Regions from separate parts of the Homo sapiens genome. Here region 1 is linked to region 2. A link is an interaction called in ENCODE POLR2A ChIA-PET data of the cell type or tissue named here. Cell type or tissue: PC-3. All regions are shown on one strand.

What was found. Peaks named below come from ENCODE experiments on the same cell type or tissue, not always from the same donor. Only the 100,000 strongest peaks of a DNase experiment are listed, where the experiment ranks them.
Region 1: POLR2A ChIA-PET joins it to region 2 with 17 read pairs; 3 of 35 experiments call an interaction of 5 or more read pairs at or near these places.

What each region holds. Positions count from the first base shown.
Region 1 is chr5:87,126,079-87,131,078 of GRCh38, reverse strand. All of the region lies in intron 1 of LOC101929380 (a long non-coding RNA gene), which reads right to left. Among named protein-coding and RNA genes, the nearest start is that of MIR4280HG, 6.4 kb to the right of the region's middle. In PC-3, no CTCF peak of the experiment used is centred here; DNase peaks (open chromatin) are centred at 2,598 and 3,458; H3K4me3 peaks cover 449 bases; H3K27ac peaks cover 1,892 bases.
Region 2 is chr5:87,354,293-87,359,292 of GRCh38, reverse strand. The region is part of intron 9 of RASA1 (RAS p21 protein activator 1); the gene reads right to left. It also overlaps a transcript of CCNH not described here. Among named protein-coding and RNA genes, the nearest start is that of CCNH, 56 kb to the left of the region's middle. In PC-3, no CTCF peak of the experiment used is centred here; no DNase peak of the experiment used is centred here.

The DNA.
Region 1 (5,000 bases), 230 kb after region 2:
GAAAAAGGCGGGATGCAAAACAATGCTTACAATGAAATCTCAGTTATGGTATCAAAATATGGTGAGGAAAACTAGAAGAAAATTTTTCAAAATATGAATGGTGACTGTTGCTGAAATGTAAATTTTTTAAACATTTGTTTACTGTTTTCTAGTTTATACCTACTACTATTTTTAAAAATAATTTCAACTTTTATTTTCAATTCAGGGGGTACATGTGCAGGTTTGTTACCTGGGTGTGATGCTGAGGTTTAGGGTATGATGATCCCATCACACAACTACTGAGAATAGTACCCAATAGTTAATTTTACAATCCTTGCTTCCCTTCCTCCCTCCCGAGTCTAGTATCCCCAGTGTTTATTATTTTCCTCTTTATGTACATGAGTACTCAATGTTTAGCTTTCACTTATAAGTGAGAACATGCGATATTTGTTTTTTGGTTCCTGTGTTAATTTGCTTAGGATGATGGCCTCCAGCTGCATGCATTTTGCTTCAAAGGATGTGATTTCATTCTTTTTTATGGCTAGGTAGTATCCCATGATACATATGTACCACATTTTCTTTATCCAATCCACTGTTGATGGGAATCTAGGTTGATTCCATGTCTTTGTTATTGTGAACAGTGCTGCGATGACCCTATGAGTGAATGTGTCTTTTTGGTAGACGATTTTTCTTTTGGATATATACCCAGTAATGGGATTGCTGGGTCAAATGGTAGCTATGTTTTAAGTTCTTTGAGAAATCTCCAAACTGCTTTCCATAGTGGCTGAACTAATTTACATTCCCACCAACAGTGCATAAGCATTCCCTTTTTTTCTGCAGCTTTGCCAGCATCTGTTTATATTATTTTTATAATTGGAAATTTATTAACTTTGAAAATTATGCCATTGATTTTAGCATTTTCTCAGAGTTCTAGAGGCATGAGTCATTATTTTTGCTGACAGAAATTTCTCCTATCTAAAAATGATTTTTAGAAACAAGGTCTCACTATTTCCCATTTTCTCTGTTTATTCCAAGTTATAGCAGCGTTTGCTTGTGTTGATAGCTATTGATTTTGTGGAGGGTACTTCATTTCATGAACAACACTAGCCATTATTCTAAATAATACTAAGCCATTAAGAAGGACTTTCAGGCCAGGCGTGGTGGCTCACACCTGTAATCCCAGCACTTCGGGAGGCCGAGGCGGGTGGATCACGAGGCCAAGAGATCGAGACCATCCTGGCCAACCTACATGGTGAAACCCCATCTCTACTAAAAATATAAAAAAAAATCAGCTAGGCATAGTGGCGCACGCCTGTAGTCCCAGCTACTTGGGAGGCTGAGGCAGGAGAATCGCTTGAACCTGAGAGGCGGAGGTTGCAGTGAGCCGAGATCACACCACTGCACTCCAGCCCTGGCGACAGAGCAAGACTGTCACAAACAAACAAACAAACGAACAAAAAAGAACTTTTAAAGTAAAAACATCTTAGCGACTTGCTAAAATGGTACTGGGAGAAAGGAAAGTTGGATATGGCCTACAGTGTGTATTTCCTGCATGAGGCTCTCTTCTGATTCTGTTAATAAAAATTTAAAGGTCATATGTCTACCCTATATAGCAATAATAGAGAGTCTTCCCTTAGTAGATTAGTGACCATATATGCCTGCTCTCAGTTCTTACTTATTTCTTATATTTACTCTACTGTTCAATCCTGGCTTCCCTTTGGATGGTTTTTATTTGTGAGGCAAAAACATGTTCTTATGTTACTCCTTGCTCTTGTTTTCATATTTAGTCTCAAATGGCATAGTCTTTATTTCATTCCTGACTATTTAGCCATGTCCTCTGGGAATAAATTGATATTTGCTCTTCCAGCAGTCCCACCAAAGTGTTTTGAGTAAATGACTTACTAAAAATATTCCATTCTTTTCTGAATCATTTTGAATGATCATTTCTAAAGGAAGTGCCTTCCTTTAATCTGGAACTACTGAATCACAGACAGATGTTCTCCTGTTTCCAGTCATTTTGAGCACCAAATCTAGGAAGCAAATAAATCGAATTCTTCATTATCTGGGATCCTTTTAGATTTATGAAAAACTTAAGTGCCTATTCTTTCCATTTTCTCCTCCATTTTTACTTTGGCTATTTGCTTTTTCAAAGCTGTTGCAGTATCTTCACACAGCTGAAATAAAGCATGAACTTAAATCTACACAATATGATGGGTTTGTTACTAGTGAATTGAACTGGAGTATTTTCAAATAATCACTTTGGCAAAATGACTACTACTTACAGAGACAAGATTTGGACCTGAAACAAGATGTCCACTAGCCTTTCCTCCTTGGAATGTGCTAGATATCCCATACCTGACAGGCTCAGCACATTCCCTTAGGGTCTTTTTCTTTTGGTACCACTGGCTTGCCAGTGGGTAACATCCTTACAAGTAGAAAGGTTAAAATATGTACTATTTTGGGGAATCTCTGAAAATAAATAACCTGCAAAAGTACAAGCTAAAAGCAAAGTGTTTTTCTCAAAGAAAAAATTACTACATAAGCATTTCCTCAGGTACCAGTGTGATGCATGAACTCACAGATGGAGGAGGTGGCCTTGTCAGGATGCCAAGAATGCAGATACTTGAAGGGAAATTTTAGTGGCGGAAACAGAGACGTTAACTGGCAGATGAGCCATTGGAACATTTCCCAGGTAAAAAGTATTTTGTTTAAAGAAAGGTATTTTTTGCATGAATTATTACCTGAATTTAGAAAAGAGACTTCTTTAATAAGTCTGACTCACAAGAAATATAGCTCATCAATAAAAATATCATTTGAAGATATTCTTAACAATTGGTCAGTGTTAATCAAATATAAGCATATGATTCTTCAAATGCCAGTATAAATATTTGGATGCTGAGCATTTTACAGACTCTCAGGAATGAGCAAGAAGAGCATGAAAAAATGCATTTAAGTTCTTTGTGTATGATCATGGGATGAGTACAGTAGAATACGTAGAAATGTCATAACTTTAGAGGCAAAAAGTCACAGTTTTCTAATCTGTGAAACAAAAGATAATAATCTCTAACTCCAGACTGTTTGTGTATTAAATTGTAATATTATGATATGCTGGAACTGGGATGAAACATTTAAAGGTGGCTAAATATTGGGAAACTGCTTTTTACTTCCTTGGGGAAAGCATGAAGATGAATAAAGGAATTTTTGGATATGAGAAAACAGGGACAGAGTCATATTGGCTACTGTGATGTGATACATTGCTTTGCATTAAGAACAGCCAAAAGAATGTTGCAGAGGTGAAAGAGAAAATAAGAATTAAAATGGTCAAATTGAATGAGTGGGTTGAAGTATTAAAGGTGCTGAGAGAGATGAGAACCAAACATGACTTGATTTAAAAACAATTCTTGCAGCTCAAAGTAATCTTCAGTATATGACTAATTTTGACTGAAGAAAAGCATGAGCAATAATGAACAGAGCTAGTTATAGAAGGCGATGGAGGATGTGGTCTTTTGTATGAGGTAAGTTTGAGGAATGCAAAACACAGCTCCCTGGTTGACAATATTCACTTACTTCTTCTTAAGATCCATATTCCATTCTCATTGCCAGTTACATTTCTCAGTCCCTAGAATAAGCTAAATAAATGTTCTTATGTAAAGAATGAATGAGTATCTTAGGTTGTGTTCCATTGAAAGCAGACCCTAAAATAAGGGTTCAAGTACAAGTAGTTTATTTGGAAGGTAAGCCCAGGAAGCCCCATTAGAAGAGTGAAGTGAGACAAGAAAAAAGGAGAAAGGAATACAGAAAAGGGGACCCTAATGAGTAGTTTACCACTGTGGGCCAATGGGGCTCATTTCTACTGGGGATCTCTGAGCAATGATGTTGAACTCCCATATTTTATTGGGTGAAGGCTGCTGCTGAGGACAGTCAACTGTCTATTACTTCCTTCCTGAGCTCACTCCTATAGGACAGAAAGCCTTTAGGCAGACAGTCCGAGGTGTTTGCAGTGAGAAGCTGTAGACGGTATAAAACCTGCAAGTGCTGAGGGGCCATGAGCAGGGCACTGATAATGTCTGCTATAGTGTGTGAGCGAATTACAGCTTCCTGCCTTTGGATCTGTGGGCCATTTTGTATTCAAATGTCCAAAAATAAAATGTCAATGCCTAAGTAACCACCAAGCTATATTAATAGACATTTTACTTATCATCTTAGTTGACATGTGGTAGAAATCATATCTTACAGGGAAAAGATCCTAGTAGGGGAAAGGCCACTGATGAAGTGTGTGTAGAGAGGGTGGTAAAGAGTGTTAGAAGGTAAATTTGTGACTTAGCAATGTTGCCTAGGACAGGCCCTTTTTATGAAGATTCTGATTGTAGTTATTTTATGTGTTAGGATAAATATTCTTGTGTCTTAGAGAAACTATGAGGCTTATAAAGTAACTCCTTCCCTTCTTCCATTCCTTCCAAAAATATTTCATACAACATTTTATTATTATTGTTATTGTTATTTTGAGACAGGGTCTTGCTCTATTGCCCATGCTGGAGTGCAGTGGTGCAATCATGGCTGACTGCAGCCTCAAACTCCTGGGCTTAAGTGGTCCTCCTGCCTCAGCCTCCTGAATAGTTGGGACAGGTGCACACCACCGTGCCCAACTAATTTTTTAATGTTTTGTAGAGACAGGGTCTCATGTTGCCCAGGCTGGTCTTGAACTTCTGGGCTCAAGTAATCCTACTGCCTCAGCCTCCCAAAGTGTTGGGATTACAGACATGAGTCACGGCACCTGGCTGATACAACATATTAAATAACTGCCCTCATCTTCCAGTAGGATTTGCTCTAAGAATTCGGGTGACAGTGACACAAAATAGCATCTTCCAATTTAGAGAAAATTTCTGTTTGCTCTTTTCTAATCGTGGTACTTAGAAAAGTTTCTATAGTTTTGAACCATCAACCTAATTCTATACTTGTTTGACCTTTAATAGGAGCCTAAGGCAAGTACAGAAGTCAGAGTTTGCCTAATATACTCTCCC
Region 2 (5,000 bases):
TTGGTTAGAGTCTAACAGCCATTGAACCAAGCTCTTCCCTAGAAGTTACATGTGTAAGCTCCTGAAGACAGACTTAACTTGCAGATCCTAGCTTTGTCACTTAATGTAGGAAAACGCCATTTAATATATTAATTCAATAAATGTTGAGTCTCAGGCACTGTTGTAGTTCTTGAGATACATCAGTGAACAAATCAAAGACCCCTATCCTCATGGAACTTGTATTCTAACCAGGGAAAGATTAAAAATAAACATAAATAAATAAATTGTACTACATGTTAGAAGGTAAGTGCTCCGCAGGGTTGAGCAAGTTGCAGTGTTAATTAAGGTGTCTAGGTAAAGTGTCATTTGCTAATTTGCTAAATTTTGAGCAAAAACTTGAAAGATGTAAGAGTGAGGCTAGTGGATATCCAAGAGAAAACAATTTTGGACACAGTGAACAGCTACAGCAAAGATCCTAAGGAAGGAAAGAGTCTGGCTTATTTACAAATAATAATACAGAAGCAAGTATGAGTGAAAAAGAGTGGCAGGAGGATAGTAGGAAGAGACGAGTTCAGAAAATTAATGGACTGCCACTGTTGGGTCTTGTATGCCATTCTAAGGACTTTGGCTTTTATTCTGAAAGAAATGGAGAACATTTTCAAGTATTAAAACAGAGGAGTAACACGATCTGACATTTTAAATGGATCCCAGTGACTGCTGCGCAGCATGCAGCATAAGGGGACAAAGCTAGAAACTAGGAGATGAAGGCAGATTCTGGTGGTGGTCATATTCTAGACATACTTTGAAGACAGAGTCAGTATGATCTTCCTGACAGGTTAGATATAAAGTACAGGAAGAAAAAAAGAGAAGAATTGAGGATGATTTAAGTTATTAACCTCTCAGCTCTCAGTTGCCTTATCTTTGAAATAGGCATCATTGTAGTGTCACCTTGGTAAAGTTGTTGAGAAAATTAAATGAATGAATATGTATAAAAAACAGTGCTTAAAATATAGTGCTCAAAAATGTAAGGCATTTTTATTATGGGGTATATTGTCTCAAAAGGACCCTTTTTGTCTAATGCTTGCCTCAAAAAGTGTTAACAGTTCCAGGAAGTAAGCAAAGCTAGCTAGGACTCTGCTGTTTCTTAGCCTTTGCCAGCATCTTAGCCTGAGTGTGGGTACACAGGGTCACCTCATTGGAAGATGAGGTGATTTGCTAACTAATCAATTTGGCGATTAGTAAAAAGATAGTATTGCTTTTGTACTAATAGTTAAAACCCTGCTTGAAGAATGAGTGAGTTTTATTATTCCCCAAACTTCTACTAAAACCAACTTTTCATCACCCCATGCTCCAAAATAATAGACTACAAATAGCACTTAATAGTTTCTGTGTAGCAATCAATCAAATTGCTTTATAATCAGCATCAATTATTTCTGAAGTATTCAAAGCATTATAGGCACTTCTGCAAAACCAATTGGAGGTTTGTTCAGTTATAAAACTAACACAAGAGCAAGGCACATTACATATCTCAAGTAATTCTTAAAGCAGTCTTATAACACATACTGCAAGTTTATTAGATGCCACATACTATTTGTTTTTCTTTTTTTTTGAGATGGAATCTCGTTCTGTCTCCCAGTCTGGAGTGCAGTGGTGCAATCTCGGCTCACTGCAACCTCCACCTCCCAGGTTCAAGCGATTCTCCTGCCTCAGCCTCCAGAGTAGCTGGGACTACAGGGGCATGTCACCACACCCAGCTAATTTTTTGTATTTTTAGTAGAGACAGGGTTTCACCGTGTTAGCCAGGATGGTCTTGATCAAAACTTAAATTAGAAAATTCTAAGTACAAATTCAGTATGGGGAAATGTATGATTTAATTTGGGGTCAAATAAAATTAAAATCACTAACTCAAAGAGCCAAGGGGAATTAGAATTGAGGATACAGCAATGGAACTATATGGCAGGATCCGTCATCTGGAGGCAAAGGCACCTCTGATCCTGAAAAAAGATCCTAGCCATGGTCTAAAAAGCACTCACCCATGTTATTTAAAAAATACACATATATAAAACATATATATATTTATATATGTGTGTGTATGTTATATGTTCTGGCTAACTTCTCTTCCAATTACTCTGCGGTAATAAAAAAAAAATTACTCAAAAAGTGAAACAAGATGGATGTTAAAATAGTATTTAGATAGGCAGAGAGGAAGACTGACATGGTGATAGGAAGGAGCACATTAAAGTGTAAGACCTTAGTAACAATACAGGCAAGGGTAAAGTAGGTATTTCTTGCTGGAAAGCAGAGAATCATTCATTCAATCAATATTTATTGAATATCTAATGTCAGGTACTGTTCTAAGCACTGGGAAAAAACAATGCAAACAAAAATCTCTGTTCTCATAGACCTTAAATTCTACTAGGAAAGCATGCGGGAATGAAGGAAAATATAGGCATACCTTGGAGGTATTTCAGATTTGGCTCCAGACCACCACAATAAAGCCAGCCATATGAATTTTTTGGTTTCGCAGTGCACGTATAAGTTATGTTTACAACTATACTGTAGTCTACTAAGTGTGTAATAGCATTATGTCTAACAATGTACACGTGTTAATTTAAAAATATTTTATTACTAAAAACTGTTGGGGCAACCAAAGTGGCTCACAACTGTAATCCCAGCATTTTGGGAGACCAAGGCTTCTGCCTTGGAATTCAAGACTAGCCTGGGCAACAGAGCAAGACTCTATCTCTACAAAAAATATTAGCTAGGCACGGTGGTGTACACCTGCAGTCCTAGCTACTGGGGAGCCTGAGGCAGGAGGATTGCTTGAGCCCAGGAGCTCAAGGTTGCAGTGAGCTACAGTTGAACCACTGTACTCCAGCCTCAGCCACAGCGCAAGACCCTGACTCCGGAGGGAGAAAAAAAAAAAAAAATAACAATCATCTAGGACGTCAGTGAGTCATAATCTTTACGCTGGTGAAGGGTCTTGCCTTGATACTGATGTCTGCTAAGTGATTAGGGCAGTGGTTGCCAAAGGTTGGGGTGGTTGTGGCAATTTCTTAAAAATGAAGTCTGCTGCATCAATTGACTCTTCTTTCACAAAAGAAATTCCCTATAATGCTGTTTGATACCATTTTACCCACAGTTGAACTTCTTTCAAAACTGGAAGCATTCCTCCCAAACCCTCTTGCTGCTTTATCAAGTTAAGTTTATAGAATATTCTAAATTATTTGTTTTCATTTCAGTAGCGATCACAGGATCTTCACAGGAGTAGATTCTATCTCAAGAGACCACTTTCTTTTCTCATCCGTAACAAGCAACTCCTCTTTCGCTCCAGTTTCATCACAAAAGTGGAGTAATTCAGTCACATCTTCAAGCTCCACTTCCAAATTTAGTTCTCCTGCTACTTGTACCACATCTGCAGCTACCTCCTCCTCAAAGTCATCTTGTAGTCTTGAGCCCCTCAAAGTTATCCAAAAGAGTTGGAATCAGCTTCTTCCAAACTTCTGTTAATGTTGTTATTTTGGCCTCTGCCCATGAATCACAAATGTTCTTAATGGCCTCTAGAATGATAAATCCTTTCCAAAGGGTTTTCAATGTACCTTGCCCAGATCCATAAGTCACTATTTTTTGCAAACATAACATTATGAAATTATTTCTTAACTAAGGATTTGAAAGTCAAAATTACTCCTTGATCCATGGGCTGCAGAATATAAGCTGTGTTAGCTGGCATGAAAACAACAATCTCCTTGTACATCTCTATCTGAGCTCTTGATTGTAGAGGTGCATTGTCAGTGATCAGTAACATTTTCAAAGGAATTGTTTGTTCTGAGCAGTAGGTTTCAACAGTGGCCTTAAAATATTCAGTAAACCATGCTGTAAACAGATGGGCTATCATGCAGGCTTTGTAGTTCCATTGACAGAGCACAGGCACAGTAGATTTGGCATAATTCTGATGCTCCTAGGATTTTCAGAATAGTCAACGATAATTGGTTTCAACCTAAAGTCACCAGCTGCATTAGCCCCTGAAAAGAGTCAGTCAGCCTGACCTTTGAAGCTTCGAAGCCAAGCATTAACTCTTGCCATGAAAGTCCTAGATAATATTTTCAGATAGAAGGATGTTTTCTTTACACTGAAAATCTGTTGTTTAGCACCTTCAATACTTATCTTCTGGATAACTTGCTAGTTATCTTCTGGAAAACTAGCTAGATGTTCTGGGTAACTTGCTACAGTTTCTTTGCTTCACCGTACACTTTTATGTTATGGAGATAGCATCTTTCCTTAAATCTTATGAATCAATCTCTGGTAGCTTCCAACTTTTCTTCTGGAGCTTCCTCACCTCTATCAGCCTTCACAGAATAGAAGAGAGTTAGGGCCTTGCTTTGGATAGGCTTTGGCTTAAGGGAATGTTATCCCTGGTTTAATCTTCAATCCAGACCACTCAAATTTTCTCTATATCAGCAATAAGGGTGTTTCACTTTATTAATCATTCATGTGTTCAATGGAGTAGCACTTTCAATTTCCTTCAACAACTCTTCCTTTGCATTCACAACTTTGCTGTTTGGTGCAAGAGACCTAGCTTTCAGCCTATTTTGGCTTTCACCATGCCTCCCTAAGCTTAATCATTTCTAGCTTTTGACTTAATGTGAGAGACATGTGACTTTTCCTTTCACTTGACCATTTAGAGGCCACTGTAGGGTTATTAATTGGCCCAATTTTAATAGTGTTGTGTCTGCAGAAATAGGAAGCCCCAAGGAGAGGAAGAGAAACAGAACCAGCCAGTCAATGAAGCAGTCAGAACATACACTACATTTATCGATTAAGCTTGCAGTCTTCTTCAGATGCAGTTCATGGCACCCCAAAACAATTGCAATAGTAACATTAAAGATCACTGATCACAGATCAACATAACATATAATAGTGAAAAAGTTTGAAACATTTTAAGAATTACCAAAATGTGACACTAAGACACAAATGAGCACCTGCTTTGGAAAAACAGTCGCAATAGACGTCCTTCTTGCCAC